Regions from separate parts of the Homo sapiens genome. Here region 2 is linked to region 1. The links are chromatin loops, found by intact Hi-C in ENCODE. Cell type or tissue: MCF 10A. All regions are shown on one strand. Links, peaks and the distances in the headings refer to the core of each region. The heading gives the core; the rest is flanking DNA.

Region 1 (9,010 bases), core at 321-8,320:
TTCACACCACACTGGGCAATATGCACTGTAATTTTTAACAAATAATAGGAAACTGTTAATGTGTTCACAGGAAATACAGTTTTGTCTTGGGCTGCTGTGGTCATTTATCAGCACACTTTGTGAAATCACTCATTTGTTCTAATTTGAATGTAAATGACTCTAAGGTTTTACAAATAAGGTGACAGACTCACATAAATGTAATTGCAGGGTTCATCTCCCTCTTTTTATATATCACTCATTAGGTTATGAATTAAATACATCGTATTAAACCAGGGGCATGTCCAATGATGATATTGTAATGGCAAATTACTCTATGCTATTAGAGGTGTATTTTTTATTCATGGACATTAATTTGTCATTAAGCGGCATTAGTTTAGCACTTTTATGTGAAAGACGTGACCTGCAAGAGGAGGCGTGCTGCTGGGATGTGAGAGGCTGGGACGCAAGGGCGATAGGTAGAGCATTTTATCATTGTAAGGGAAACAGAGAAGGGGGGGGTCTGTTGCATTTGTTTTGTTTTCTGTTTTTACAGCATGAAAGATCATTTCCTCAGATTGAAGGCATTGTTCTGTTTACAGCGTGCACATGTGGATCATCGAGTAAAGCAAAGCCCAAATTCTTACTATTCTTCACTCAGAAGCCAAGGAGGAACATAAAGGGAACAGGAGGGAGAAAGGGTCCTGCCCTAAATCTCCTTCTCTGTAACTGATGTTTACTCAGCATCCCTTGTCTTCGTTAAATTTTACACTAAGTGGGCTACAGTGAAAATTAGTTATTTTCTCTCTTCAGTTAAGGTACAAAGGTTTAAAAAATGCTATTCTCTCACTAGGGAGTTAAGGAGAATTCTGGGTGATTTTGTTCCTTTTTTTTTTTTTTTTTGTACCAATGGCAATTTCAGTAAGAAACTATGTTTCCACTTTCAATTCTGAGAAGCACTAGATTCTTGAAATACCTACATCAGGGCTGAAGGTATCTGAGTGCTGTTTTTGCATCATTCTGCACATGGTTTAATGTAGTTGGAAAATGTCTCACCACCTCCAGTTACACTGTGGGGCTTTCGAGCAGAGGGATCACACCTTATACTGATTTTATGCCTTATACCCTCCCTCCCTTCACATCGTGGGAGTTCATTATGTACTGAGGGATTGAAAGGTGCCTCCATTAAGTAATTTTTCTCTGCTTTTTAAATATTAAAATTTATGTTATAGTAGGAAAAATATACTACCAGCCTTTCATTAGTTTTGCCCACTGAATACATTTTTTTGTTAAAAATACTTTCTTCGGGGATTAAATTTGACACTGAGGAGCTCACATATTTTACAGTATTATAATAGATTATCATTTTTAATTAAGTAATACTACAATGACTTATAGGAGGTTATCTCTTCTAAACAATGTATTATTATAATTTTAATTATTAAATTAAGAGTATCACCCAAATACATAATATATAGTGGGTGTTCTGAAGACAATAACTTCTCCTCAAGATTGAGGAGAAGTTATAACTCATGTTCATTTTTCTTCAACACTGAACCATTTTTTCCCACATTAGAGAAGACAAATGATTGTACCAACATATATATTTAATATACTCATAATCAAATGCACTGAGTGCTGTTCCATAGTTCACTAGAGCTGAGGCTTTTGTGTTTGGAGAAAGTTAAAGTACAAAGTTTGGAAAACATATTACAAGTGGTTTAATCTTTTGGATTATTTTTAATCAGCGAAAATGATCAAAAAGGGTGGAAATGTATCAGACCTATTAAATCATAGCCAACTAGTAATTATTTGTTCTAATCAAGAGTATTTGCTATCTGGCATGGGTAATCCAGAATATCATATTTGCCAAATAACATTCATATTTGGCTTTGAAATGCATCATAAGATCTGCAGTAGCCATTTTAGGGTCCCAATTAATTTTTTTCATATGCTATTATGTTGGCTTTTATTCCCTAAGCCCACACTAAAGGATGTCAGGAAGCGACAGCCCAGAGGCACACTGGCTGGCCAGGGAAGTCATTTCAGCATTTTAATCTGTTATATGGATAATGTAGGATTGACTGTATCTTCGTTTGTGAGGATTTTAAAGAGGAGAAAGATTCTCCTGAAAGAATATCTCTTGAAAGAGTTCACTAATAATATTAGTCATTTCAAACCTAAGCTAACTGTTGTCAGCTGGGTGATTTTAAAATCACTTTCAGTATGCATTTTTCTTCTTAAAAATGAAGTGTTTCCAGGATTTTATTCATGCTAGAGTTCAGAATCAATAATCAAAACAAACAAACATCAATCTCACTGAGTTCCATTATTAATACTTGGAAATTGGTGGGGGGTGTGTAAAAGAAGATCTGTGTTTCATTTGAGATATTTATTCTCCCACCCACCCATCTGTAAATATTTCTAGTCATGGTGAAATGTCTCTCCTCTTTCCTGAAGCTAAACCACCTTTCTGCTCCTTATTCCATCAGTTACGCCCTGTGTTTCCTCTGGTTTTGATTTCTCCTACTTTACTGGCACTTTTCTTTCAGTTTATAAATAGGATCAATAAGGCAGGAGACACTCTTCTTCATCTCTCATTACCGCAGCTGCTCCTTGCCCTCACTACCCAACTGTACCCAGTGTCTTCACTCCTTACCTCCTGTTCATTCTTCAGGCCCATTGAACTCAGTGTTCTGCCTTCATTACTCCTCAAAAGTTCTTCCAACAAAGGTCACCAAAGCCTCCTTATTGTCTGATGCAGCAGGCCTTTGTGGTATCCTAAGTGACTCCTCTACAGCATTTAAACACCGGGAGCTGCATTCTTTCCTGCTCCTCTCTTTCTCGGGGCTCTCTCCTATTCTCCTCCTACTCATTTTCAATACCTTTACAAGTGTTCTTCCATTAGCTCCTTGACTGTCCCTCAAAGCATGGGAGCTCTGCATGGGCACCCTTCCCTTCTGCTCACTATCACTCTCTTTCATGCATCTGGGGAGGGTTACTGACTCCAGCCCTCTCTCCTGAGCTCCAGCCCTGTATGTTCAGCCAGCATTTCACTTGATATGCCACATGCTGCCCAAATTCGCCTTTGCCCAGTCTCACACACCTGTTCCTCCTCATCCTCCCTGTCTTTGTTAAGGGACCATCATCTTTCTAGTCACTCAAACCTTGGCATAATCTTACACTCTGCCAAGACCTCATGAATTCCACTAAATAGTGTTGGTTTAGCCATTTAAATCTTTCTCAGATATGCTACCTTCTCTTTCTCCTCCTTGTCATTGACGTCATTCGGGTTGGGACTATTTTTCCTGGACTGCCCTGCAATAACTCAGCTGCGCTCCCTGCCTGTAGTCTAATGCTAATCAACACTGGACAATCTAAGTTATTTGTCTGGTCCACAAAACAATTTCTTTCCCTAAAATCCAAGCTAGCTTTCCATCTTTTGGTTGCAGAACCATGTCCTTTCTATTTCTTGTCTCTATAATGTACCCTATTCTGACTGTACCCCATGGACAGCTTGTCTTAGCTCCAGGCCAGCTGCCTAGTCTACACTTCGGCTTGGGTATTTCTCAGGCACATGACCTCTCTGAGTGTGAACCCAAGCCAGAAAACCAGGAGTCATCCTAGAATCTCCCATCTCCTTGAGCCCCACATACACTGACACAGAGACCTTTCAGCCCCACCCCCTTAACTTGTTAAATCTCTCTCATTGTCTCTCTTTCCACTACTACTGTCTTCAATCAGATCCACATTACTTATTTTATGGACTAAAGCAACTTCTTGCTAACTGATGAACCTGCTTTCCCTCTTGCCCCATTCCAGTACAGAATTCCAAAATTCTGTTTGATAGATTTTGAAAAGTTTTCTTAATCCATGAAAAATTCTGTTTGATTGATTTTTTAAAAAAATCACAACCTGATCATGTCATATCCTTGCTTAAAATTATTCATTATGATGAATGTGGTTCACATAGTCTTCAGGATGAGGTTCACTCCTTTTAATTTGGTACACAGGGCCTGTCTTTATTATGAAATGTGCTATCTCTTTGGCTTTTTTTTTTTTGACAATTTACTACCCATGTGCAATGCCTGTTCCACAGTCATTATGAACTTTGTGCATTTCCCTGTACCTAATCCTCTTCATACGAAACCTCCTTTTCTGTGAATTATTTTTCCCTCACTTTGTCACCTTCTGAATTCCTATTTAACTTTCAAGTACTTGGCTCACATTGTCTCCTCTTCCAGAGTTGCCTGATCAATCTACTCAGTTGGAATTATATCTTCCTCCTCTTCTTTAATTATGGGCAATCTTCTGGGAGGCCATATTGTTTGTGTTAATTTACTTATCTGTCTCCCCAAGACATAAGTTTATGTCCCAAAGTTGTGTGATGTCGGACAAGTTACTTAACCTCTTTGCCCCCCAACTCCTCATCTGTGAAATACAGATATGGTATCCTATATACAGTCTACCTTTTAGGGATGTTGAAGGATTCAATGAGATAGTGCATGCAAAGTATCTTACAAACACAGTATCCTACATCGGTGAGTGCTCTATAAACCAGAGCCGATATAATGTGGTGCTTCACCTGTGAATTCCTCTATTAATTCCACAGTTATCCTCCTACCCAATCCCCTCACCCCTGTCTTCCCTCATTTCTGGAAATGTCAGCAAATTTTCTGCCTACTTCAAATTGACAACCTATTGGACAAATCTGTTCCTGAAATTTTGGGGAATAATCACCATTCTGTAAAAGATATTCTTCCTCTTAGCCACTTCTCTTTGATTTTGCTGAAATGCATACATTGTTTTTTAGAAGCCACAAATAATTAAATGAACCGTCACTTTCTTTCTGCCTCTGAAATTTGAAAACATCATACTGAAATTGTACTTTAATAAATAATAAAATAATGCTTTGACAAAAGCAACACAATACATGGTATTGACACTTTGTAGACAGAAAATTTTGTTGTATTGTTTCCCCTGCCCTTTCTATAATTAAAACATCTTTCTCCATCCTGGTATACAGAATCCAAGAAACAATTGGAAAAGTCTTTCATCTCTAGTTCTAGTGCATGGTGGTACTTAGAAACACATATTGTCTGATTGGATTCCTTCTGCATGTACCATAAGAGCTCCCTATGATAGAAACTTTGATTATAAAGTTGCATGATATCCTATGCTTCCTGACTAGGGAACATAAAAACTGTGTATTTATTTAAAAGAAAAAAAATCTGAATTTTTCCTTACTGGGAGAATGCTATCCATGTGTCTCATTTCCCTCCAGCTGTCTTTCTTTCCTCTGGCTTTCCTTCCAGAGGAAGGAAAGGAGTGTGAAGGGGTGGAGACTTCTCTTCCCCTCTTCCTCACTGTCTATCCACAAGTATCTTTTAGACCAGGCTACCAACCTTTTTCCTGCTGCACATCAAGGGGCATGTGCCACAGGCCCTAGGAAGTGGCTGCTTGTCTGTGTCATGGACTTGGCTCCAGATACCCTGGCCTCAGTCCTGAACATTCAGTATAACGTTTGCCTACTTCAGAGGCACAGTTGAAGGCCTCGGGTCACACAGTTTGTTTGCTGCAACAGTATATTTATGCAGGACAGAGTCATTCCTGTCTTCACTGAAATGCATACTCCAGAGTAATGATTCCTAAACTTGATTATGCAAGGAATCATCTGAATGGATGGCTAAAACAGACTGCTTGGGCCCCACTCCAGAGTTCCTGTTTCAGGAGGTCTGGGGAGGGCCTAAGAACCTGTATTCTAACAAGTTTTGAGGGATGCTGATGTCTGAACTAGGGAGCACAGTTTGAGAACTCCCGCTCTAGATTCTGTTGCCACACTGCTTTTTATCAAGTACCTGACTGTTAAGTCACTGATATTCAGATTTTGAAAGTGTATTTGTCACATTTAGATGAATTTGAATTGCTCCTAGTAACATAAAGATATTGATGCTATGTATGCTTCATAGCATCCAAAAGATAAAAAGCGAAAATAATGCAAATCTGAAACAAACAAACAAAAAAACCTTCCAGGTCTCACTCTTATTCGTAATAATGATTAAGACAGTCTGTAGGTAAGTGAGGGATTTAAAAAAAAAAAACAAAAAAACTACTTTATTAAGTTATGATTGACATACTGAGGGATGATTTAAAGTCTGCAGTACTGGGCTAATTTTCAGCAATCTGACTTTGTGTACTAGAGCAAGTAGGGAAATAGATGATAATGACTTCTATACTATTCTTTTAAACATTTTTAAACTGATTTTGCCTATCCTGGTTCAAAAAGTACAGTTATTGAAATTTTAGTTTTAAAACCCTAGTTGCTCAGATAAACTATTTTCAATTAAAAGAAAATATATATATATATTAATTTCTTATATATATTCCATATTCATTGGCAATCTCCTTACGTGCTGAGTCAGGTTTAGTGAACTTTGAAACAGCATTTTGCAGCACGTAGTGACTGGGGCCAGAATTATTAGTTATTGTTGACGGCTATGTTTCACTTCCTCCCTACTAGATTTCCAGCTTACTAGAGAATTTCCCAAGGAACAATATAAAATTATTCATGAGCCTTGGGTATTATGCATACAATTGATTATGAAAATGTACTAGTAACCTAATTGTAGAATTCCTCTGTTACACAGCACAAATGTATTTAAATAGGCCTTGCAAGACTCCAAAAATTAGAGCATGCTGGAGTTTTCCTTGTACTTTTGAATTGCTGCTAATACTTTGTTTTCATTTAATCAAATTGTATCATATACATATGCATATCAATGTTTGAATATATCATTACATACAGTTGTCCATACATATTTACATATTTATATACAAAATATGCCTATATCTCTCTGTATGTTTATACATATAAACATATCTGAGTTTGATTATTTTATCATATTACAAGTTATCTGGCCTGCATTGTCAATGAATTGCTCATTTTTTCTTCTATAACAATTAGACTTTATCCTATCAACTCTATGACAATGTTGAGAAAATTCACAGAGCCCTTCACATGCACAATAAACATGATAACTTCTTTCCTATATAACTGATCCCAAGGCTATTAAAAGGTTTGGATTTTGTTTATTTATTGGTTTGTTTCAACCTGTTCCAAAGGCCAGACCTTACCGCACATCCACACCAGCCCCCTTTATGTTGCTTTCTCTACTCCTGGAGTACCAACCTTTCCTGCAGCACCAGGTTAGGTAGTCACATAATACCTTGATTTATAACTCAGTTGTAATCAAAATAGGAAACAGGTGGAATCACAACTGGGTATGGTGCCTTGGATATTAATGGCTTGGCTCAGCAGTGGAATTTCTAAAGCCGTATACACTTTTTTGTCTTAATTATGCATTCATTAAAAGCTTTTATACCCAACAGAATAAAGTAAATATTTTTTGATCTCCATAGTGTGCTCCCAGACTGTAGATTTGCACAGCGGGGTCTTGATAATCTGAATAAATTGTATTTCCCCAAGGAGTTTATCTTTCAAATAAGGTCATAAAGAAATGCAGCTCCCCCATCCGTAGATTTCTCCATGTGCCTTTTCTGCTATGAGTAATATAGAGCTTGAGAACCAGAGTATATTATAGTAATACATACTTGCTTATGGTCCAGTATAATGTCTCTATCTGTTCTCCCTGCTTATCTCCAGTGAAGTATTTTTTGAGTACAAAAGAAATGACAGCTATGGTTTTTGCTGACACTCATAGAAAAACAATGTCCATATTAGACATTCAGTGTTTTCTTCCCTTTACCCGCTCAGTGAGTATGGACTATGCAAAGCTATAGTTTAAGTACTGTTAACAGCATTTGTAAAAGGGAGTAATGATAGCTACTGTATGTTGAGCATCTACTATGTAGAAGGTACTTTATCTGCACTTTTGAGAATCCTTATCACAGATCTGGAATGCAGTGTCACTTTTCGCAATTTTTAGATGAGAAAATTAGACTTGAAAAGATTAACCACTTCCTGAGGCCATCCAGATGGGTCAGCTCCAAATCATGTGTTTTTCCTACAGCTCTAAACTAAAGACACCACCAGTGCCTTGTTCCCGCAGTTTACCACCCAGTGAAGGAGACAGGGAAACTATGAAATTAGGAACCTAAGTAAATATGCACAATTAGGTGTACTTATAATATTTCTAAATCATGAAGACTAAGATGGCAATGCACCTCATGGTGCATACGTATGCTAAAAGTAGCACACAGTTCTGAAAAGTTCAGGAAATAGCTTTTTCCCATCTTTTTAGGTTGCCATATTTATCTCCAGTGTAGCTAACATTTCTAGGCACGTACCTTTATTTAAATATTAAATAAATGTATTAATATTTAATAAATTATTTACATTGTAAAATATTTAAATATTTTTAGAGGAGCAGGAAAATCTATGTTTTTGCCATAAACTAAGAAATAAAAGCAATAAAATTTGAAATTTTAAAGATGTGGCATTTTTTCTTGCCTACCCACTGTATATCAATCAAAACTTGCTAGGTAGCCACTTTCTGAAGACAGAGAGGAAGATCTAAAGAACTAAAGATACTATCTGCACCTTTATGCACAGCTGGAGAGAGAAGAGTCAAACAAATGATACAAATAGCAAGTGCAATTAAAAGTCAGAGGAGGGAAAGTCCTCCAAGCTGGAGTGGCCTGCCTTTCCCTGGAGATGGAATCTGATCTGGGTTGTCCCGCAGAAGGGAAGGGCATTTATATTACAGAACTTCCCCTTTCTCACAAGCTTTTTAAAGTCTACTGAAGCAAACGATGTCTTTAAATCTTTCACAAATAATAATCATTTGTGACAAAAGAGTCTCAAAGTTCTGCTTATGGTATAAAGGAAAATTAATGTGAATTCATTTGATAATGTCTGATTTTTTTTTTTGGCAAACAGTTTGCACATTTATCTTTTTCTGATCATCACTAAAAACCAAGAGAAGTAAGCTTCTTTTTCAACATTCTGGGGAAAGGGGGAAAAATCTAACATATAGAAAACAAGGAGACCCAAGATTCACTGTGGAAGTCAGGC
Region 2 (9,010 bases), core at 760-8,759, 360 kb after region 1:
TGAGGCTTGGTGTGGACTCAAAATCCTGCACTATTTCCTCTTCTTCAGAGGAGAACATACTCAGCAGTTCAGTCCAAAAATAAGTGAGAGAAAAAAAAATGCTACAGATAGTTTAATGACATACCCCTCAGGGTAAGTGTAGTTTTAGTCATGGTAAACAAAGGACAAATGGCAGCCCATCCAAATTGAGTCTGAAATTTCTTCAGGTATCTGAACAGTATTTATCCCAACAATAATGTGAGCTGTCTCTTTGTGTCAAGAGTTATAAAGCCAGCCTTTTAGAGGAGTTAACACACATTATGCCAGATCTCTGTCTTGAAACTTTTTGGTCTAAAAATACAAATGTGGGACAGTTGTATGTTTTAATGGAGGGCTAACATAACCTTTACTATTCCCTCTTTCTTGCTTATCCTTCCTTTAAAGTTATATATTTCAGATTCTTGATGCAGACTGCTTTTAGAAATCTATAGATTAAACTGCTAAAAATAATAGGTTTATAGAGTTCTGTTAGTATAAGGCTCTTGAAATAATTGGGGTTTTTCTCTATCCCCTTGTTATTCTGTATAATTTTTCTGTCACTTCATTAGTGACTTCTAGTTCTTGGATTTATTTATTTAAGTTAGTTATTCCTGCTTCTATTTTCTCATATCCTCTGTTTATGTTTGTATTCTATAGTTCTGGCTCATTGTATAAGAGAAGTTTGCTGCCTTAGTGAGATTTGTAAGTACTCTCGAATGTAGAGGCTGTGTTACTGTCCTTTTATTCCCAGCATGTAGCACATGGTACATAATGGGCTGTCAGTCACTTCTAGGTTAAAATTTTGAGATGGTGTTATTTGAATTGAAGGACAGATGGGACTTGCATGAATTTTGGCGTTCAATAATCCCTCCTCTTGCATCCTCAAACACAACAAAGCACACAAAATGCCCTAAAATAAAAATTGTTTTCAATTAATTTCTCACTAATAACTATAGCTCTCTCCCAGCTGGACTCCTGATTTGAAGATGATAGTAGCTATAAATGAACATTGAATTGAGTTAAACTAAGTGTCCTAGAATCTTACCCTACAGGATCAATGGCAAGGTCCTTCCAAGGTACATCTCTTTCTTTTTGCTATGATTTCTGCTCTTGCTATCTCCTTTCTTCTAAGCAGAGGCTCTATGGGTTCCTTATTCCCTCTCCCCTACCCTTTAATTATAGCATCCAGAGTATATCAGAGAGACAGTGTCTATATCTACTTAGGTAGTGACCAATCCATGCTATACTTAAGAGAAAGGACATTCTCTCTCTCTCTCTTTCTGTCTCTTCCTCTCCTTCTCTCTCTCTCCATCCCTCTTTATCTCTCTGAGACAGGGTCTCACTCTGTTGCCCAGGATGGATTGCTGTGGCATGATCATAATACACTGTAACCTTGAACTCCTGGGCTCAAGGGATCCTCTTGCCTTTGCCTCCTGAATAGCTAGGATTGCAGGTGCATGCCACCAAACCTGGCTAATTTTTGTTAAATTTTTCATAGAGACAGGGTCTCACTGTGTTGGCCAGGCTGGTCTCAAACTCCTGGTCTCAAGCAATACTACCACATTGGCCTCCCAAAATGCTGGGATTACAGGTGTGAGCAACTGCACCTGACCTAGGACATATTTTTCTTTAACCTCTGTAATTGGTGGCTAAAGCAAAATTGCATTTTATCCTTTCTATTCTCAATTTTCTATTGTGTCTCAAGTGGAACAAGCCCGCTATGCTTTTGTGGAACTTTAAAATTAAGCTTAAGGGAAAAAATCTAAAAGAAATAGTGTGTGAAAAATTATTCTTCTTCACTTTTAGGAGCCTCAGATGATTTGCTTGTTTCAATAGATTTTCTTTCCTTATTGTCCTATTCACAAGGGCTAAAAGAATCTTCTGTAGTATCCCAAATTGATTGAACCCTGTGTCACCAAAGAAGAGCTAGCTATATGCCATGGCAAACATTTGTTGAGTATCGACAGGTATCAGGCACATTGCTTGGTGGCACTGGGGAAACAAATATGTTTCATATTCATATCCTTAAAGACTCTCAGCATAGTCGGGAAAAAGGATGTTAAGAAATAAGTGCCAGAATGGTGAAAGAGGGTAAAGTAATATGAAACTACACATTATATAATAAGAGGGGCTATCGCTTCTCTCTGATGTAGATTGTAGGAGGTCAGGGCATGCTTCCTAGTGGACATCACATTAGAATTGAACAATGAAGAGCATAGGAGACAGTGATTCCACAGGAAGCACCCTGGAGGCCAAGAGACTGCAGTGGTTGTTGACATAGCCTGAAGGATCCATTGGGCATTTTCTCAGAGATTTTCCAGGTCTCCAGAACTGATGTCTCATACTCACTTTATATCTCTGAGGGTTGTTTTAGGGTCTCTAGACCAATCCACTATTGTAGTTTTAGTTGGAGACCCTCTTGTATTAATGATATTTCCCATTGAACTGTTCTCTCCACCTGGGATCATTCTGCTGTGACTATGCCATAAAAAAGGACATTAGAAAATATGATATGAAGCTCTCTTTTCTCCATCCTATGGTTCTGAACTGTTTTGAGCTGGTCTGGAAGAGCATGCAGGCAAAAAGACACCATGAGTAGAGTGATAGATATAATTCAAATTTGGCAATGATATGAGGGGATATATGTTCTTATATTGAAGAAGTGCCTTTGGGTCTTACAAAAAGGGACAATTAACAATAATATTTACTTAATCAAAATCTCTTTTTTTCCACTTAAGAAGCCCACCGAGCACAGTGCTTATACTATTCTTCAAGGACTAGTGTACACTAATAGCATATATTATTCTTCAAGGAATATTACTGAGTCACTAGCTTGGCTATTCTACTTTGGTAGTATGGAAGTTTTTGTTATTAAGTACATTTAAAAGGCTGTGAATTTTGGTATAAAAAGAATATAATTAAGTTTCTAGTTTTAAAAATGTCAGAAATCTGCCTTAGTCAAGCGATCAATGTTAACACTAGTTGTAACACATAGTGACAACATGAATCCCTTGAAATGATGTTCTGAACAGAACACAATATCTCTTCTGTGGTATTCTTGCCAAAACTCACAACTTAGAAAGTTTCTAGGTCATGAAAGATAAGGAAAGACTGGTGAACAATTATAGATTAGAAGAGCCTAAGGAAAAATAACAAAGAAACGCAGTGTGGTGTCCTGGATGGGACATTATAACAGAAAAAGGACATTAGTGGAAAAATTGGAGAAATTTGAATGAAGTCTATAGTTTAGTTGATATTATTGTACAAAAATCAGTGTCCTGGTTTTGATAACTATGTCTAAGTACAAAATGCTAACACTAGGGGAAACTGAGTTGGGGTATACGGAACTCTGTATTATTTTGGCAAGTTTTTTTGATTTCTAAAATTAGTCAAAACAAACATTTAAAAGATCTTCATACATATGTAAATGTCATATAAATATGCAACTGGAAATAAAAGCAGATTTATTATTCATGTATTTACATTGCCAGTGATTGTTAATGGTTATTTTAAGTTTAGAGGTGTTTGTATCAATATGGACACTATAAAGTTTTGAATAAGTTTTAAAAACAATGTTATTCATATTAACTCAAAGTTTTTGGCCAGGCGCGGTGGCTCACGCCTGTAATCCCAGCACTTTGGGAGGCCGAGGCGGGTGGATCATGAGGTCAGGAGATCGAGACCATCCTGGCTAACAAGGTGAAACCCCGTCTCTACTAAAAATACAAAAAAAATTAGCCGGGCGCGGTGGCGGGCGCCTGTAGTCCCAGCTACTCGGGAGGCTGAGGCAGGAGAATGGCGTGAACCCGGGAAGCGGAGCTTGCAGTGAGCCGAGATTGCGCCACTGCAGTCCGCAGTCCCGCCTGGGCGACAGAGCGAGACTCCGTCTCAAAAAAAAAAAAAAAAAAAAAAGTTTTTGGTTTTATTTGAGTGGTTTTTGGTTGGTGTTCCTTCTCTTTAAGCTGCACTTTCTGGATATTTTTCTAAGCATTAATAATGATACTTATAGTAGATTGTAGCAGAAATAGGATTAATTTTTTTGGTTTATGAAACACTAAGTACTTTTTGAGGATAAAATTGGCTGTCAGTCCTTGGAAATGCTGTACTGATAAATTTGCTTGCTTTTAAACATTTTTTTATTTCTGCCCCCTACCCATTCTCCACCTTTTTGGATTACAAACCACAATGTTCTTGCCTTCTCTATTGCCCTCTAGGGGTAGACTAGAGAACTTGTGCCGTTGTGAATTCCTGACTGCAGTTCAGGGGGAAGAAAATAACTTGGAAGTTTCTGAATTTAGTGGAGATAAATACGGATAGCTCAGAAATATATTTACCAAATATCACAGTCTCGATCTTTGTCTAGCATTGCCAGCATGTTGTTTAAAGACCTATTGTTTATTGTGGCATATGCAAATCCCATTAGCCTTGTGCCAAGTGGAAGACTTGGGGGCATAGTAGATGCTTTATTCACAAAGACAATGTCAACAGAAGCCTTCAGGATCAATCTCTCATCTGTGATCCTTCCTCCTTCATCATGCACACCCCCTTCCCTCAGATGCCTCAGGCTCTTTGTTCCCCTTCCTAATATTAAAACCCATTCTGTTAGCTCTTTTTCGGAAATAAATGTTTGTGAAGAATTAAAATGTTATTTCACCTATTTCTGCTTTTGGAAAAAAAATCCTACACATTTACTCCCTACTAAGAATATATTATTCTTCAATTTATTTGTTTATTCTTTCATCTCTCTACTATCCTTCGGAGTTCAGGTGTTAGTAGCACCATATTTGCATCGAATATTTTCATTTGCTAAATTAAAAAAATCTCAGAAGTATCTTTACCTTTTTTTGGTAACATTGCACTTTTATAGCATTACTGAGACTTTATTTTCTAGGAATATAAGGCTAAAATGAAATTTAAGTCATAATTCAATATGGTGAATATTTTAATTCTTGACAAAAATATAACTTTTCTGAGATATATTTATTTTATGAATGCACAAAAGAAATATATATATGAGTTAATGAAAGCTTCCAATTGACATTTTTAGACTGGAAGTTAACTGAGGCCAGCTAAACGTGTTAATTAGTTGACTGTCATTTTTAAATAGAGATTTACAATATGAGTTTGAACTTATTAATATTATGAATTTCATTGTTGTTTTCCTGTGAGCTGTATGAAACTCACCACAGTAGAGAGCTGGATGGTTTCAATATCTAATGACTGAACTTTTCACCTCAGGCCTTGGGTCACATTAGGCTTTGGTTTCAAGTGATTGACAGCCATTTCATAGTAACCTGAAATGAATTGGGGGTCAAAATCATCCAAATGATGGAGAGAAAATGCCCCCGTTAGAAAAAAATAAAGGCAGAAGTAAACTAACCAGTGTAGTTGAAACTAATTGGCCTCCTTATTGGCAAAGGATTGAACGGGCACAGGGACTGAATTAATCTCTTGAATTCGGTGGCAGATCCTTGCAGGTTGAAATTGTGAATTGGCAGGTTAGCATAAGGGGTGGCTGTATCCCCCTAGCATGTGATACTTCTGTTCTGTGAATTTCCATTTTGTGGAGCTGTCAATCTGAGGCTTTTGTGAGCATTAAACTTTCTTTAGAAACAACACCACTAAAAAAAGAATGACCCCACCTCCTAAACTACCACATAAATCAGCTTGATTAGTAATCTCTATTAAGAGACATTGAGTTTTGAATTGGCTGGGGTATTGTAGGTCCAGAATGAAGGACTTGGCAGGCCCAAATAGGGAAGTTTGAACATCTGCCCTACTCCGTCCTAGCACTTCTGCAAGTTTTAAGCCTATTCACAAATGGCCTAAATTATAAAAGTGCAAACTGTAGTTCTCCACAAGCAGTTTTTCAAATAACATTAAGGGGTGAATATATAATATTAGTATTTATTGAAGGTGTAGAAATTCCATAAAATATTTTATATTAAGGAGAAAGGTAACAGTAACAGACCTTTATATTTGAGCCCATTAATACCAGCTTTCTTTTAGCATTCTTCTTTTCTGTAACAAGTGAAGTTTGATCTTGAATTTTTATTCAAAGCTCTGTAAACCAAAGCCACAGATGGGGTATTGCTGTGTCATTTCCATGGCCTTATACAGATTACAGAATGTATGCAGCTGTCCCATACTCCCTTAATAGACCTTCAGCTTTTCAATACATCTTCCACTGATGGCATTTCTGTGGATAAACATCATTTCAGAATGAAATGTGCCAGATGTCCTGCAGTGCACTTAGGTACAACAAGGCACTTTTTAAAAAAGTCGCGCCTGTATTATTTACTCATTTAGAGAATGTGACTTCTGGAATATACATTGGAAATCCAAAATTTGCTGAATGAGAGAGGAAATATTATAAATAGTTTTTAACTCATATGTACCTTAAAATTCCCTTAAATACATTTTTTCTGGACCATAAAGAAATCAATGTTTTATATCCAGGTTTCTCATAATTTTTTCCTCTAGGAGGCATAACTCAATCAAAATCTCTGGTTACTACTGAATAGAAATAGTCCTTTTTATTGAGGTTAAAAATTGCTAGATCAGGGATTTGGAATATATATGTATGTCTATATATACACACATATATATAATGTTTCCTTTAGTATAGCTAATTTTATGAAGCATTCCTTTCAACATTCTTGAGTTTTATATTCCTGCCACAAGAAAATATTATTTTCAAGTTCTGTATTTTGTTATTGTTGTTGTTAAGAGACTGGAATAGGTGATCCAAATGAAAGTAAAACACCAGTGAGAAATGGCAATTCAGGATCATTCCAATATCAGCATTTGATTCTCTCATATCAGATGCAACTATACCACATGCTCAATTGAGTGCTTGACTGACTATTGACTTATGTCATTTAACATTTTTTTACATACATACCACTCTTCAAAGCCTGCAAATCATTGACTGCAAGGACCATATCTTCTGCCACTTAATATGCCTCGTTGCTGAACACAATGTGAGATTTTAGTCAGTGGCTGTTGAGTTGATGACTACGTTTATGGTAAACTAGAACAAGGAGATGTGTATTAAATTTTTCTATGAGGAAATCCATTTTCACTTATAAGTGCTTATAGATTATACCAAAGATATAGACTTCACTTAATTGCGATATCGCAAACTGTGGTAGCTTTAGTGTTCTTCAGCATGTTTTTTATGCATTTTTCATTTTTTAAAGAGTGAGATTTGTAGAGGCAGTCCACTAATAGCTGATAAAACTGAGGTACAGACCTTTAGATGGTCCACAACTAAAGGAGATGGTGCTAGGCTGTATTTTGAAGCTTCTGAGAATCCCTAGGAATTATTTAAAAGAGACACGTCCTTCAATATTGCATAAACTAATTATCTATGAACTGTTTATCCTAAGCAAAATAATAATAATAATAATAATAAATCATAATGAGAAAATGTTACTCCAGGAACGTTGACAATTATTTAAAATCTCACTATGTATTTAATTCAAAAAGTGTGATTCTTGAGGCTGTATACTTTTCTATGTGTGCACTCCCTAAGAAAACTAGCTGAAACTTTTAATGATTTATCAAATCACTTGATAATTTTATATATTGTCAATTTACCTCCTCTTCCTAACAGCAATGTTCCTCTTAACACAAAATATACTGCATTTAGAAAACTGAAACATATTTATCATTTGTCTTGCCATCAAGGTTTTTAGAAAATATCTGCGCTGTAGTTCTGTCTCTGACAGCTGTGTGGTTAATTTTTCGATCCCTGGTATGTAGCTGTCTCTTTCGGTGCTGCTGCGTTTGCAGCCATGCTGTCAACATCCACCAGAGAGCAGAGCAGCTCCAACCCCCACATCTTTCATGCTAGAAATAGATGGAGACAGTAACACAGTCAGATCCTTGGCCAAACAACGCGGATTGCAGTTCATTTCAAAGGTCAGCACATATTTAAGCTTGCTTCATTACTGCCACCTTTATGCCTGAGATTTTCATTTAAAAAAAAAATCAGTTTACCCAGGTTCCTTTAGAGACAGAAAAATGAAAGTGCTGAGTCCTATTTTCATTTGGAGATATCAAGCTTTTTATCAAATTATAGTGGTGGCGTTTCAGAATATTTCATATCTGATCAAGAGGGAAATCCAAAAATAATTTTCTCTTTATTCAGGAGTCTTTCAGGCAGGAAAACTGTTTTATTTTTTACTTAATATTGTGCTCAAGCCAATCATTTTAAATTCATAGAGAAAGCAGACATTTAAAAACAATTTATAATAAAAATATTTTGGAGTTTAATATTTTTATTTATATTTTCTAATGAAAACACCACAATTTGTACTCTTTCGACATGTTTTAACTTATCAACTAGTAAAATAAATATACACACTTTCCTTTCTTATATTAAGGATGGTGAACAAGTGGATAATTATAAAACACTTTCTAGTTAAAAAGAAATAGTTTGCCTTTTAAGAAAAAAGCAAGGATGGTTTATTTTGTTTTAAATCAAATCTGTCCTTTTCCTATTTACCATAAGGATCTAATATACATAGGAAGAATATGATACAGTATACATTAGGAATATTAATATGGCCTGTGTATATTAAGGATTCTCAATGGTTTATGTCACAGATATCTTTAAAACTAATACTTTATTTTTAATTAAAATAATTAATTTTGAGACGAAGCTTTACATCTTCTTTGCAAAAACAGAGTTCTAGGAAATGAAAGAAAATCATTCTGAGATAGGATGTACAAGCCACTGAGAAAATACATTTTCAAAATAGTGTTTTAATAAAGGTTTTTGATACCAAAATGTGAAAAAAATTGTATAAGTGGTTTCGTTAATCATTGGAAATTAAACTGCCTATAATTTTTTTAATGACTAACAACATAAGTAGTAAAAAATTTTTCAAACTTGATGTCATGATCATTTTAGATCATTGAAATTTATATTTTTCTTGTAACACATTGTGGGAACATAATTATGGACATACCTTAGAAAGAGTTT

The links. A loop is a pair of places that touch in the nucleus more often than their neighbours do. Peaks named below come from ENCODE experiments on the same cell type or tissue, not always from the same donor. Only the 100,000 strongest peaks of a DNase experiment are listed, where the experiment ranks them.
Region 2: a loop joins it to region 1, with 4 times the contacts of the local background. A loop is called at or near these places in 8 of 110 quality-filtered maps.

Annotation. Positions count from the first base shown.
Region 1 is chr6:97,068,539-97,077,548 of GRCh38, forward strand. The region is part of intron 5 of KLHL32 (kelch like family member 32); the gene reads left to right. Among named protein-coding and RNA genes, the nearest start is that of KLHL32, 150 kb to the left of the region's middle. In MCF 10A, for the core only: no CTCF peak of the experiment used is centred there; no DNase peak of the experiment used is centred there.
Region 2 is chr6:97,432,943-97,441,952 of GRCh38, forward strand. All of the region lies in intron 1 of LOC101927314 (a long non-coding RNA gene), which reads left to right. Among named protein-coding and RNA genes, the nearest start is that of MMS22L, 150 kb to the left of the region's middle. In MCF 10A, for the core only: a CTCF peak has its summit at 4,230 (motif pointing left); no DNase peak of the experiment used is centred there.